Linked DNA regions of Homo sapiens: region 2 is linked to region 1. The links are chromatin loops, found by intact Hi-C in ENCODE. Cell type or tissue: PC-3. All regions are shown on one strand.

Evidence for each region. A loop is a pair of places that touch in the nucleus more often than their neighbours do. Peaks named below come from ENCODE experiments on the same cell type or tissue, not always from the same donor. Only the 100,000 strongest peaks of a DNase experiment are listed, where the experiment ranks them.
Region 2: it touches region 1 in a loop (14-fold over the local background); 2 of 110 quality-filtered maps call a loop at or near these places.

What each region holds. Positions count from the first base shown.
Region 1 is chr2:18,881,111-18,889,110 of GRCh38, reverse strand. All of the region lies in intron 4 of LOC105373456 (a long non-coding RNA gene), which reads right to left. Among named protein-coding and RNA genes, the nearest start is that of LINC01376, 140 kb to the left of the region's middle. In PC-3, CTCF peaks have their summits at 4,626 and 4,827 (motif pointing left); a DNase peak (open chromatin) is centred at 4,820.
Region 2 is chr2:19,098,238-19,106,237 of GRCh38, reverse strand. It overlaps LOC124907738 (a long non-coding RNA gene), which reads right to left. Exons shown (of 2, transcript XR_007086235.1): 2 at 5,745-6,523. Among named protein-coding and RNA genes, the nearest start is that of LINC01376, 75 kb to the right of the region's middle. In PC-3, no CTCF peak of the experiment used is centred here; DNase peaks (open chromatin) are centred at 1,457, 3,377 and 7,557; H3K4me3 peaks cover 433 bases; H3K27ac peaks cover 4,064 bases.

The DNA.
Region 1 (8,000 bases):
ATCCAAGGACCATATTTGCGGTCATTGTCAATATCCATGGAATCAATCTAGCAGCAAATCAAATTCTTCCACCTCTGTCAATTCATAGAATTATGTTACTACCTCCTTGCACTGATGATGATGGTGATGATGATAGAAAATAATATCAATAAAACAGCTAATATTAGCAGTTTTCTACCTACCAGGGAATTTTCTTATTTAAACCACATAACTCTACAAGTTAGTGATTAGGTACTTTCTTTGTATTTTAGTTATGTGTCTAATTGCTGTCTTCAGATGGAATATACATGATGAAGGATCTGAGTTTACATAACCACAACCTTCAACCCTGTCCCTAGGTAGTCCCTAGTCAATGCAATGAAATAGAACAAATGTCCATGGGAGAGACTCACGTGTTTCAGAATACTTGGGGTATGGTGATCATATCTGCTCTAAATAACCAACAAAGATTACATCAAAACAATAAATATGCATAAAGAAACAAACAAAAAAGGCCAGACTATTAGAGTGTTGCTCGTTTACCTTGCGACTTGGCTGATCATCTTCAAGGGACATACAAGTAGACTAACATTTTCAAATGACTATAGCCTGATAATTTGTACTCAACTTATACACGTGGTTCCTGAATAAAGGATAATGGATAAGAATTGCCTTGAGTGAGAGACACAGTTCGAAGAGCTCATCACTATAATGTTTATCTCCATCTAATATTTTTTAGGAGTTGGAGGACATGACCTTGAGTCAAGGCCCTGAAGTTGGTATCACTCTTAGTAAATGGGCCACCACACATGATGGTACTCAGCTCCTCGTGGCCACAGCATCATTACTTAGGAGGCTTCTTCCAGTTTTTATTATTTTTTATTTTATCTATTTTGTTACTTTTTTTTAGATCATGCTCTCTCACCCAGGCTGGAGTGTAGTAGCGTGATCATGGCTTACTACAGCCTCAACCTTCCGGGCTCAAACAATCCTCCCACCTCAGCCTCCCAAGTAGCTGGGACGACAGGCACATGCCACCATGCCTAGCTAATTTTTGTATTATTATTATTATTATTATTATTTTGTAGAGATAGGGTTTCACCATGTTGTCCAGGCTGGTCCTGAACTCCTGGGCTCAAGAGCATCTTCCTCAGCCTCCCAAAGTCCTAGGATTACAGGCATAAGCCACTTGCTCTTCCAGTTTTTAGACGAAAAAGTTAACATAACTCTTTTTCTTTTTCCTCTATAAAATGGACTGAAGCAAACGAGGAGAACATAAAACAGAAACAGGTATGCTATTTTGATGAGTCTATGGAACACCTATAACTCCAAACCACAATGTATAAATAAGGGCCGCTAGGAGAAATAAAATGGTAATGACAGTAAGAGAGGATGCCAAAAAAGGCACCTAGCTTCAAAGACCTTGGGCCAGAGCCAGATGTGCATAATGATTATTTCTTTGAAAAGATACAAGAAGTATGCATAAACTCATTGTACAAGCCTCTTGGAATCCAGTTAGACTCTATGGCATACTAAGCAAACTATGGTTGGATAGCAAAGGAGCACTATCTTTGAAGAAGGAGAGGCCCATTGTGGGCAAGGTGCTAAAGAAAGAATGGCAATCGGCCAGGCGCGGTGGCTCACGCCTGTAGTCCCAGCTACTCGGGAGGCTGAGGCAGGAGAATGGCGTGAACCCGGGAGGCGGAGCTTGCAGTGAGCCGAGATCCCGCCACTGCACTCCAGCCTGGGCGACAGAGCGAGACTCCGTCTCAAAAAAAAAAAAGAAAGAATGGCAATCAAACAGCCCTGAAACTTAAAATTACCTCTGCGTGTGTGTGTGTGTGTGTGTGTGTGTGTGTGTGTGTGTGTCTCTGTCTCAGTCTCTCTCTCTCTCTCACACAAACACACAGACACACAAACACACATGCACACACACACACACACACACACACACACACATCTGAATCCTGTAACATCATGTAGTTTTACTGTAAGCAAAAGATGTTTTATTTTCTCCTGGCTTTTGTTTTTGCCCACAGGACCAACTCCATGAGTTAGTGTTGGTAAACAGACTCTCAAACTCCCTGCCTGCTACTCAGAAGAGCTTCCGTTCATCGTTTCTACCCACTCATCCCTTCTCCACAAAATTCTTTCATAAATATCTTGTTCAGAAAGAATTCCCTCTGTTCAAAGGTAATTTAAAAAACACAGTAACAAAAATAATTCAACTTGTCAAATCTATGAAACATATATTTTTAATTATAAAGAAAATGAGAAATTTAACTGGACAATAAAAAGATGGATGAAGGGCTTGGTGTGGTGGCTCATGCCTGTAATCCCAGCACTTTGGGAGACTGAGGCAGGTGGATCAGCTGAGGTCAGGAGTTCGAAACCATCCTGACCAACAAGGTGAAACCCCATCTCTACTAAAAATGGAAAAATCAGCTGGGCATGGTTGTAGGTGCCTGTAATGCCAGCTACTCAGAAAGGCGAAGATTGCAGTAAACCGAGATCGTGCCACTGCACTCCAGCCTGGGTGACAGAGCAAGACTGTCTCAAAAAGAAAAAGAAAAAAAAGATACATGAAGAACCACACCATAAAAAGTACACCATAAAGAAGCAGAAAATTTTGCCACGTATTTTCAACAAAATTTGAGAATTTAGAGGAAATAGGGCCTTTATGGGGGAAAAGTCCAATGTGGAGCTAGAGAGAAACAATGAGTAAAAGATTAGAACACCAAACTGTCAGAGGTAAGGGAAAACATGTAAGAGGTAAACAAAACATCAAAAGGAAGCAGAAAAGAAAAGAGTAGAAAGACTGCTTGAAAAAAAAAAAAGCAATAGCAATAATGACGGCAGGCTCAAAAAACCTGAACAAAATTATTTTTTTAAGATTTTGAAGGATTAATGGGAGGATGATAGGTGTGGGAAACCTACAAAGGGGTGATAATATATGCATAATTGGTGTCCCTGAAGAAAAATATAGAGCAATTGGAACAAGAACAAAATATTTTAAAACATACTTCAAGCTATTTTTTCTAAAATTTAGAAATACTTTAATCTCTACATTTAATAGGCACATCACGTTTTAAGAGGAAAACAATAAAGATCAATCAACGTGGATATATATCGTAGTATGTTCACAGATTCACACTATGTAGTAATTAATCCTGGAAGCATGTCCAAAAAAACAAATCAAATAATCTATAAATTGACAAAAGCAAATATTTGGCATTAACTGTGGCCACCCAGTTTCTGAATACCTTAGTACATCTAGGCAATTCTTCCCCACATTATCAGTCTTGTTGTGAAGTGCAGAGACCAATCCTAATTTGATGATGAGGAGTGAAAATGCTAGATACTCTCTTTCCCAGTCTTCCTTGTATTTAGGGCACAGCATGGTGATGTGGGATTCACCAATCAGTCACACTCATGTCATATCTTAACCCAGGAGATAGTAATGTGAGGGCGAGGGGTGAGGGAACTCTGTCTTTGGAAGTGGCCACAAGTGGTGGCTGGAAGGTCAGGTTTCTGGCACTGATACCTCAATCAAGTCTGGAAGTAGCAGTGGTGAAAATTGTAGTGTCTAGTACTTGGTAGCAGCCCTAACAGTTTCTTTTTTTGTTTGCCATAATATGCTGTTATTTTTGATCTTCGGATGCAGAGTTGAGCCAATTATGCTCCTCAGTTTATTTACTCTATGATCAGTTCATATACAGTAATTCTCTTATTTAAAATATGCATTCATTTCCTTTTACCTCCCAAGTAATTTCACTTATACTCTATATGTTACATTCTGTAAGATATATACCTATAATATAGATATCTGATATATAGATATCATATAGTATCTGATATATATCTTTATAATATAATATAGACATCTATATAGATATCTATAATATAGATATGTAGAGGCAGAGAGAGATATATTCATGTAAATTTAGTTTTGTTTTGGATGTATGTCATTTTAATTAATAAAATGATTTCAAGTTACAGATGTCATTCTGTATTTTTTGTTTTATTTTTTTAAATATACAACAGTTACACATGTTTATGGGGTATATGTCATATTTTGATACATGCATATGATGCGTAATGATCAAATCAAGGTAATTAGGATATCCATCATCTCAAGTATGTATTATACATTTGTGTTGGGAACATTCCTAATCCACTCTTCTAGCTATTTTGAAACATACAAAAAAAAATTGTTAACTATAGTAGGCCAATTGTGCTAATGAACAGTAGATCTTATTCCTCAATATAACTGAATTTTTGTATCCATTAACCAATACCTCTTTATCCCCTACCCACCACAACTTCTTCTAGCCTCTGATAACCATCTATTCACTAATTCCATGAGATCAATTTTTTAGCTCCCACATAGGAGTGAGAATAGGCAATATTTGTCTTTCTGTTACTGCCTTATTTCATTTAATATAATGACCTCCAGTTTCATCCATGTTGCTGCAAATGATAGGGTTTCATTATTTTTGTGGCAGAATAATATTCCATTGTGTATATATACACAGACAGACACACACACACACACACACACACACACACACACACACACACACACACATACCACATTTTTATCCATTCATTCGTTGATTCCATATCTTGGCTATTGTAAATAGCGCTGCAATGAACATGGGAGTGCTGCAGACATCTCTTCAACATATTGATTTCCTTTCTTTTGGCTCTGTACCCAGCAGTGGGAATGCTGAATCATAAGGTAGTTCAATTTTTAGTTTTCTCGAAGAAATTCTCTACTACTTTCCACAGTGGCTATATTAATTTACATTCCTACCCACACTGTAGGAGGGTTCCCCCTGCTGGTGCCCTCTCCAGCATTTGTTATTTTCTGTCTTTTTGACACATGCCATCTTAATTGCAGTATGATATTTCACTCATTCTGTTTTAACATGTTGTATCAGCACTGAGTTATGCGTCTTTATGCATGATGTTGTGCATGCATCTAGGTTTTTTTCTCTTATTCTAACTGCTGCATAGTATTCCACAGTGTGCACCCACTAGTTTTTGCCCATCTCTTTCCCCAATGAATGGATGTTATTTTCTACTGTGTACAGCTAAACAATGTTTCAATGCACACCCTAGTACATAATCTCTATGGACATCTGTGAGAATTTCACTGAGATATATGCCTAGCAACAGAATTGCTGAGTCATAGGGTATAAGTTGAGTTAATGTAACTAAAAACTGACAGGTTGCTTTCAGAAAAGCAGCAACAGTTACACGTGTACAAACAATACATAAAAATTCTCTACTGCTGCTAAAACTTGGCACTATGAAGCCTCTACTGCTGCTAAAACTTGGCACTATCAAGCTTTCTAAATTTTGCCAATCTGATGTGTGACAGTGATACTTATTTCTAGTTTTAATTTGCATTTCTTTAATAAACAATGTTATTCAGTATCTGTTCATATACATATTTATACCCATGGCTCACTTTTCTGTAGGATACTCTTTTTCTGATTGATTTAAATGATTTCCTTATATATCTTAGATTATCATCTCCTACACTTATATTCATTGTAAATATTTTCTCCCAATGTGCATGAAAATTCTGTCCAATGTTCTTCATTAAGCAGAAATATGTACATTTGCTGTAATCAAACCCATATTTTTCCTATTGTATGTGCTATTGGGTTTTGCTAAATACCACTACCCAAGGTCCAAAAGTATTGTACATATATTCTCTTCCATTAACTTTCTTGTTTTACTTTTTGAAGAAAAGTTTTAACTAATTTTTGCATACATTAAAGGATAAGGAACAAGTTGTATTTTTCTTCATAAAGTAAGGCTTTTTCCCAACGTCATTTTGTACAGCCTCTTTTTTCCTATTGATTTTAATATGCTCATTATATATTAAGTTACAATTTTCATTTATCTATGAATTCTGAGTTCTGTTCTATTGGTCTATTTGTCTGTTCTTATATCTGTACTTATATTTTTCTCATTATTTATTTGTAGTATGTTTTAATATCCAGCAGTGTAATTTCCCCTGCTTAACTCATTTTATAAAGATTAACTCGCCGGGCGCGGTGTCTCACGCCTGTAATCCCAGCACTTTGGGAGGCCGAGGCGGGCGAATCACGAGGTCAGGAGATGGAGACCATCCTGGCCAACACTGTGAAACCCCGTCTCTACTAAAAATACAAAAAAATTAGCCGGGCGTGGTGGCGGGCGCCTGTAGTCCCAACTACTCAGGAGGGTGAGGCGGGAGAATGGCGTCAACCCGGGAGGCAGAGCTTGCAGTGAGCCGCGATCGCACCACTGCACTCCAGCCTGGGAGACAGAGCGAGACTCCGTCACAAAAAAAAAAAAAAAAAAGATTAACTCAGCTATTTATTGATTTTTATTCTTCTATAGAAATTTTACCTTTAAAAATCATCCAAATGAAGAATAATTTCCTTTAAAACACTAACATTGGTCTCTATGTTGATTAGAATTGTATTGACTTGACTTATTAATTTGGAGAGAATGAAAGCATTATCTTCCCACTTATACAGAGTGTATTACTCAGGGTTCCCTAGAGGGACAGAACTGATATATATATATGTATATATATACATGTGTATATATATATATATGTGTGTATATATATGTATATATATACATACATATATATATATATCTCCTTAATAAACTCTCATCATGAGAGTTTATTAAGTATTAACTTACATGATAACAAGGTCCCACAATAGGCTGTCTGAAAGCTTGAGGAGCAAGGAGGGTCAGTCCGAGTCTCAAAACTGAAGAACTTGGAGTCCAATATTTGAGGACCAGAAGCATTTGGCACGGGAGAAAGATCTAGTTGGGAGGGTAGGCCAGTCTCACCTTTAGATATTTTTCTGCTTGCTTTATACTCACTTGCAGCTGATTAGATTGTGCCGACCAGATTAATGGTGGGTCTGCCTTCCCTAGTCCACTGACTCAAATGTTAAACTCCTTTGGCAACACTAGCACAGACACACCCAGGACCAGTAATTTGCATCCTTCCATCTAATCAAGTTGACACTCAGTATTAACCATCACAAGTCCAGCCCTTGTCAACCAGAAACCATACACATCTCCTGAGATCATACATAATCTTCAAATAAAGACAATAATAAGGTCATAATTATGCCTAACATAATACAACTATCCTTCGTACAACCAGAAACACACCAATTCCCAACCCAAATACTATTACATAAAGTTAACAATACTTAAATACTGATATGAAGTCAATAAATCTTATATCACATAATAAAGTAAAAGAAAATAAAATGAAGATATTTTCTTAGTACAAGTGTATATATGCACAAACATATTTTTAACAAAAAAGGAAGAAATGCTCATGACAGTTACACTCCTCATTTCTGCAGCTGGTCACGTGGTTGTAGCTGGTATTGATGACTACCTTCCTCTACTACCCATTCTGTATTCCCTTTGCCTTCAGCAAGCACCTCAGCAGGTCATGGCTTTTTTTTCCTAGTGGATTGATCCAAAACTTCATTCCTGAGGGGTCTGGACCATTTGTAGTACTGCCTGGACTGGGCAGTTGTAGTTTCCCATTGACCTTAATCAAAGGGCATGGTAATACTAACAGATGCCCTAATGGATCCCCTGTATTCCATGCATACCCTTCCTTACCTCTGTTAGGGAGTAGCAGGCTGATTTCATCTTGATAGTCCGGGTCAACCACCCCAGCCAACACTGTAACTCCCTTCTTAGCTTGTTGACTTAAAGGTAGGTGGAGCCCAAAGTGTCCAGGTGGCAATCTTAACTTCCAGTTTAATTGAATTGTTGTCTCCTGGTGGCAGCATTCCTCCCTCTGGAACTAAGACCTCTAAGCCAGCGGAATGCAGTGCTGCATGAGCAAGAATCAAAAATTTTGCTAGTGGATCGTTATGGGTGATGGTGAGTGGTGCCACTTCCACTTCTATCCCTTGATTCCTGAACCCATGAATCCTGGCTATGGGAGAAACAGTACCATATATTGGATGCTG
Region 2 (8,000 bases), 220 kb before region 1:
TTCCAAGGGATATGACTGCGCAGGTGAATCAACTTGTCTGGGCTTCCATTTCTTCCTCTATAAAATGTAAATAATAACCCGCTCAGGGAGTGTAATGAAGACTAAATCAGGTAATCTCTGTTAAGAACTAAGCAGAGCAATTGACATTACATGTTCAATTAATAGTTATTGAAAAACATTTTAAAATAATTTTAGATTCTATCTTAGATTCAGGGGATACATGTGCAGGTTGGTTTCTTGGGTATATTGTGGGATGCTGAGGTTTAGGGTATAATTGATCACATTAACCAAGTACTGAGCTTCGTACCCAATAATTAGTTTTTCAGCCCTTGCCTCATCCCTTTCTCCACCCTCTAGTAGTCCCCAGTGTCTACTGTTTCCATCTTTATGCCATGAATATCCATTGTTTAGCTCCCGCTTAAAGTAAGAACATGTGGTATTTGGTTTTCTGTTCCTGCATTAATTCACCAAGGATAATGGCCCCCAGGTGTATCCATATTGCTGCAAAGGACATGTATTTATTCTTTTTCATGACTACATAGTATTTCATCATGTAAATGTACCACATTTTCTTTATCCAGCCCACCATTGATGAACACACAGGTCGATTCCATGTCTTTGTTATTGTGAATAGTGCTGTGATGAACATGTGAGTGCATGTGTATTTTTGGTAGAATGATATATTTTCTTTTGAATATATACCCAGTGATGGGATTTCTCATTCAAATGGTAGTTCTGTTTTGAGTTCTTTGAGAAATCTTCAAGCTGCTTTCCACAGTGACTGAGCTAATTTACATTTTCACCAAAATTGTATAAGCTTTCCCTTTTCTCTTGCAGCCTTGCCAGCATGTGTTGTTGTGTTTTGAAAAACATTTTTAAAAGGCTGCCATATTTTACCACTGATGTACTCTTCTCTCATCCTGACTTAGGCTAGGGAGATGCTTTGGGAGACTTCACTTTGGTCTCTCATTCCTGGCCTACACACAGAAGTACACAGAACTGTCTCAGGCAAAACTGGTTGAAGCGGCAGTGGTCCTTTTTTTACAAGTTAGGAATTTGTTGGCTGGTATGGCTGGGAAAGACATGACTGCCTTGCAGAAAAAAGAAGCACTCAGGAGCCAGCATCCCTGGGCTGGACTCTGGGTCCTGAGGAGACAGGGATTTCCTCCACTGCTGTCTCTCATTTCTGCTGCCCCTGGTGTACTGGCCTTACTGTCTCCAATTGTAGGTGGGCTTTCTCCCCAGAGGAGGGAATGTGTTCATAGGTAGCCTCACATCAACAATTCTTGCAGAAGACAAAATAGGGTGTGATTTTTGATAATGAATTATTCAAGGTCCCAAAAAGAAAGTGGATGACTCTTTTCAACCAGAGTGATAAAAGGAAGGTTTAGTAAAGGAGCTATTTACAAAGGTGTGTGCAGGACGTAGGTAGGGTGACTCACCATCCAGTTTGCCCAAGACTGTTTTAGTACTGAGAGCCCTCTCATCCGAATGAGAGGATTTCACAACACTCCATTTCTGCGAAAAGTAGGGTGAGTGGCCATTCTAGGTAAGAAAAACACAAGAGGCTATGCACAAGAGGCTAGTAACAGCAGGGTTGTGGCCACCCCTACTCCTCAATTGACAAACGGAGGGAGCAGTTAATGGAACTTGGGAGGAGTGTGTTGTATTGAGGGGCCCACTGCAAGGAGCACTGGTCTTTGGTGAGGGACCCAAGCAGCCTAAGGCAGCCCTGAAAGAAGGAAGTCAGGGAGATAAAAGCCCTGAACTTGCTTTCCTTCTTTTCTCCCATCTTCAAGAGTTTCAATTTCAAATCAAAGAACATGCTGGAGTGTTGTCATGAAAAGCAGATTCAAAACTGGTCACTTAGTTCACTCATTTTACACCAGTTTAATGAATACCAGTAGGTCAAGTTCTATATTATGTGCTGGTGTTTAAACAAAGGCACCTATACCAGGAGCTAAGGTGGGGAACATGGAGCCCAAGATAGAGGTGGCTGTAGTGAAGAATAGGTGCATGGTATGATGGGTGAGGCCAGGTGGATTAGGCACCACTGAGGAAGAAATATCTGGAATTTATAGCTCTGGGTCCCTGGGATTATCTTCAGAAATGGTGTTTTGTGCATGTATTTCTTTTTAAGGTCTATACTCTGTTCCTGGGGCCATGACCTTCTTCTAATTCAAGATGCAGGCTGCCTCAGAACATAGCAACCAATGAGATTATTGCTTGTTGCTATCATCAATAGAATGCGTTAAGATTATATCTTGACTCCCAATATGTAATTACTACTGACACCCACTTCCTAACTCCCTCAGGATAGGTATGTTTTATATATTATATCATGTAATTTTCATGAAAAATTATGATAAACATATTTTCCTGGTTTAAGAGGCTCAGGGACTGGGTAATTTTTCCAAAGTTGTACCTAAACAAGGACAGGAATCCAGGACTGATTACCCCTCACATTCCTTCTCTTTTCATTGTATCAGCTCAACTCATTTAATTCATGCAAGATATAGATAAATACTATGCTAGGGTCCTGTTTGAATTTCTATGGCAGAAAAAGACAGAACCTGTGACATGACCCTATATCTGCTATGTAATTGATCAGGCAAGTATTAGTGAAAGGAACTACAGGATGTGGTAGGTCACCATGCAGCACATGGCCATTTCTGTGGCTGGAGCAATAGCAGGGGGTGTAATGGCATTCTCCTCCTGCAGTGCACCCCAGATGTCAGCACAAAGTAGGCAATTCCTGCAAACAGTCCCCTGGAGCCAGGGCCGAGGTCCTTGATTGTGGCTATCCTTCTCCTGCTAATGACTTTTTCAAGCTACTTTCCCTCTCTCTACCTCTGTTCCCTGATTGCTGGGGGCTTTTCCAACTCTTTTGCTCAACCTCATTAAGAAATGCATGGATATATTTTTCTATACCAGCATTTAAGTATTTCCCCCATGATCCGTAGGAATGGTTTCCTGGAAAGACTTTGCATGGATTTTCCACTGCCTGCTGCCCTTACTAGCACTTGGGAAACTGCTATTTTTTTCTTCCTGGTTGCATTTGCCACTTACCCTACTGAAAACAGAAATTAAGACTTTAGACAGCTGCTTACTACATAAAATTTTCAAATAAAATATTCCTATTATATTCTCTTAGGGAAAAAGTTCACTCGATTAGATTAGCAAAACTAACATAAATATGAAGTAATGCCAGTGGCTGCTTGCAGAAGGTGTTTTTAACTTTCCATTTGACTTAAGCGTCCAGTGCATTGAGGTGTCTGTGACACTCTGTTCTGTGTCACATTTGTGAGCAGGATGATGTTGTAATGCTCCCGTAATGGCTAATATTATGTTAATGGAGATGGATGCCAATGTGTACACATATATATTTAGTCAGGTGGAGGCATTCCCAACTTGTAATGTAATCTGTGTGGTTTAAGAATTCACACATAAAAATGGAACAAGGAGGATTCAGCTGTGATTCTGGACTCTGCCTTTGCCCTTGTAGGAATATTTGACATTATTCTCTCACAATGGCCATTTTTCACTCTCTTGAGGAGAAAACAAAAATACTCCAACTAAATTAATGAATGTTTAGAACTCCAGTTCAGTCTTTCAAAAGGTCTAGGATGGTGCTGGGGAGGTGAAGTTGTCTGTGAGGTGGGATGGCAGGTCACTTCTCCTGGATGTGGTCTACTTGGTCACAGCCACATGACACTGAGCAAAAGGGGTAAGTGGGACAATACCAGGATAATCCAGGGGATTAACCTACCTCCTTCACCTGTGTAAGCAAGAACAGAAAGATAAAGGATCAGGAGTAAAAGACTTACCTCTGCTGCAGACTTCTTAGGTGGCTTTGGAGGAATCACTAAACTTCTCAATTTTCTCATCTATCAAAAACTTGGGACCCTCTGCTGTGGCCTTCCTCTGAGTTGTTCAAATAAAACAATTCTGTGAAAGTGCTGGTATCAATGAAATGATTTACAAAATGATGGGATTATGTAAAACAGTGACTGAAGTGGATAACTGGAGCTTGCAGAGCCCTCTCTGACCCAAGGCCAGATGTTTGCGTAACCTCTCCCTGGGTCAGCAGGCCTATGCAACACTTCTGGAGGAGGCATCGTGCAACACCACCTTTCTGTTACAACCCCACCTCCAATTCCTATCTCAGCCATCTGCGGCATATCTGACATGTTTGAAGAGCAGACACCTCTTACCAGACACTTTCTTATAATGTTACAGGATCATAATTTTAAATTATAGAACACAGAATCCAATCATTTTTATAGTCAGTAAATCTCATGTGGAAGCAGAAATGCCTCCTGATGCACCAAAATGTCAGTCTCTGAAGGCTCCTTTCCCCATGTAGAGGATGCCATGGGAGTCAGTCTTCCTGGCTAGATTTTTTTCTTCTCCTGTGTGGCATGCCTTTATTCTTGCTAATCCTGATATTTGTCTTCCAAAGCCTTGCACGTAGGCATCATCTCTACAACTTCTGAGATTCACAGGCCATGTTTATATTTTGCATCATGGAGATGATAGATTTTTAAAATTTCCTCTGACTCTAACATTCACAGCCATATAACTTGGTAGAAGTCACCTAGTCCAGTCCGGGCCTGGGCCACCCTCATGAGAAGTCAGTGAGATGAGATTTTGTGATCTATAGAATAAAGGAGAAGATGGAATCTGGACACAAATTATACAGATAATTGAGGGTATTTTGACCAAGATAGCCCTTGCATCTGAGTGAAGAATCAGGAAGATTTTATGTCTGAATGAGTAACAGTTAATTTGGCCTTCTCATTCACTTTGTGTAGATGCATGCCTATATAAGTGAGATTCCAGGAGGCAAGCAGGTAGTTTTAGCTAGATTCAAGAAAGAACGTCCAACAGTGAGAATGAGGTGCAATTTCATGGGCTACATGAAAGGCAGGGCCCACTTTAACACAGGAATGGTTTGATGAGAGCTGTACAATCAGCTGGCAAAGATGTTATAGCTATAATTTTCATTGGGATAGAAAGTATTGGAGTAGAGGTTGAATCAAACATTCTAGGCAGTTGCTTGCAAGGCTGAGATATTTTCACTCACTAAATAGGTGGCCAGAGGAGTAGTTCTCTCTCAGAAACACACACACATGCCACCACCACCATCACCACCACAAGGCGCAGAAGCTTTGTACAAGTTCTAAAACTTAAAGCCTCTCCATAGAGATCAGACCCCTGCCCAGGAAAACACTGAACAATGGCAGATATTCAAGGGAATTTTGCTTATTGGTAATTAGCTAACTTGTTTGTCAGAAGACCAGTACGAAAGGAGGAAAGAAGACATCTTTGCAGGGGGAGGAGAGGGAGGGAAGATACAAGAAAACAACTAGGAGACACATTTTACCTTTTGGCCTTATTCAAACACTGTGTAGTGGGCCCCAGGAATCTAGTTCTGGAGCTAGTCCATCAAGTAAGCCTTCGAAAAGTTTGCACAAAAGATTCTTAAGTAAGCTCATAAATGTGACACCAAGCAAATACTTGGCAAAATTTAGCCAAGTCATAAAAAAAGTTGCTGGGGCCATACAGCAACATTACCTGAGCTGGAAAAAGCTTGTCTGTAGGGCTTCTCTACCCATAATTAGGGATCAGGTAAGTGACAGAGATTTCAAGCTTTATTTAATTTGGTCCTGGACCAGTTCTTTCTGGTCTCTAGACTCTTGTCATAAAGGGGAACCAATATAAAATAGGACAAGACCAAAGAAAACATGTGAACTTTTTATTATAGAAATGTGAACTTTTTATGGAAGAATCTGGCCTGATGTGAACACATCACTGCTGTGGAAGCTGGGCACTGGGCTCCAGGTCATGGGCTGTTCTTGGAATTATCTTGACTGCATTCTTCTCTCAATTATTTTGTTTGTAATTAAATAACTAGAATCTTCTATTCAGTCCCTGATCAGAAATGGTCACTGCCAGAGAAAGTAGATGTGGAGGATGGCTCAACCTGACATTATAAAAACCTGAGTATTAGTTTCTTAGGCTGCCGTAACAAAGTACCACAAACTGAGTGGCTTAAGTAACGCACATTTATCATCCAACAGCTCTGGAAGCTGGAAGTCTGAGATCTACATGTTGGCAGGGATGGTTCCTTTGAGGGGCTGTGAGGGAGCAGCTGTTTCATCCCTTTCACTGAATTCCTAGTGGTTTTCTGGAAGTCTCTGGTGTTCTTCGGCATGTTGAAGCAGCATCCTGGTCTCTGGCTTCATCTTCACATGATGTTCGCCTTGTGTGTGTCTATGTCCAAATTCCTCCTTCTCATAGAGGACACTGTCATCTTGGGTTAGGCCTTCCTAATGACCTCATTTTTACTTGATTACCTCTAAAAAATGCCTATCTCCAAATAAGGTCACATTGTGAGGTACTGCGGGTTAGAACATCACCATGTGAATTGGGGGTGTGGGAGGGGTACAGTTCCACCAATAACAACCTGATTTCTAAAGCCAAAACAGAAGGGAGATATTGTTCATTGAAGTTTTTAATCCTGTGGAAAGAAATAATTTACAAAGCCCTGGTGAAGATGATGATTATAGCACTTCAGAAGCACCACTTTAATAATCTACTTTTGTGTGTTATTAGGCTTATTGTTCATTGCCCCCTGTGTAAAAAGTCTCATTTGAGAAATTTATAGTATAGGTAATGCCAAGAAAGACCTAGGTTGACCTCATCCTTTTTGATAATAAGGACTAAGTAATTTACCACGTTTCATTTCTTTCTGAGGTTACCTTCTAGTAAATCTCAGAGCCAAACGTGGTACTCAGTCCTGGTTCCTTCATTTATTTCTCCCTCTTTTGTTGAACTTGGTTTTCAGTTCCTGTTTTTCTGCTTTTGCACGTGATCTTAATGTGCCTCTGGCCAGCTGTATCCCAGACTTACTGGAGAGAGATGGGTGCACTTTGATGCAGTGAAAAGACCAACCCCAATGTCACTACTGCCTCTTCTGCTTACAACTCCTGGAGCTACCATCCATTTATGTCCTTCTCAGTGAGGTTTGCCCAAGCATTTGGTAAACTATATCTTTCAATTTACCTCCAAGCTTCCATCTCCCTGCCAGAGCTTTTGAAAACAGTGGTTAACCCTGCTTAGAGCATGGAGCTGTTCACTCCCTTGAGTCAGATTTTTATTTGAAAAGAAATTCAGCCTTAATAGTGCAGTACCACAAAATACAAAAGCAACTTCTTTGTGTGACAAACAACAATGAATGAGCAAAATGTCCTGTTTGTGCTTAAACAATCTTTGGAGAAGACAGCTGTCGTTTCTCTGAGACAGGAGACATCTAAAATACAGGGAAACACACACACCACCACCACCACCACTAATACTAACAATAACAAACTATGAATTCATAGTTCAATGTTTTTTTGGGGTTCCTTTGTATCACACTGAGGGGATCATAAAATAAAATATTTGATTAAAATCTTTAATTTATGAATACCTCATTAGGCATCTGAAACTGGAATTTACCTCAAGAATTTTACTTGGGGTTTGACATTTTTTGAATCATAACATGGGATTGTGAAGTTTAGTCACTGTTGATTCAAGTTTGCGGACAACAATAAAATGAAGAGGCTTAGTTCTTAGCACATTGAATTAGGGATTCAAACTCTGTGTGTTTGTTCTGTGTTGCAAACTCATTTGTCCATTGGATTTTTAAGATCTAAATTGGTATTTAGCTACACCTATACCCTTTTCAGTTTATTAAAATTTATAAATCATATATTTTTATTTCTAGAAAGTCTTTTTGCTTGGTCTCTAAATGACTTGCTTTCAGAGTATATCTTATTTTTAAAGTTCTTTTTGAACTCTTGCATCTATTCAATGTCAGTAGAAGTCATCTCTTCTAAAGGCACATCCTTATCCCTGAAAATCCTTAAATATGTTGTTATAAATTTTTTTGCTTGCTCATTTTTCTCTATAATTAATTTCAGCAAAGGCACCATCAGGTTGGAAGGTCTGTGAAA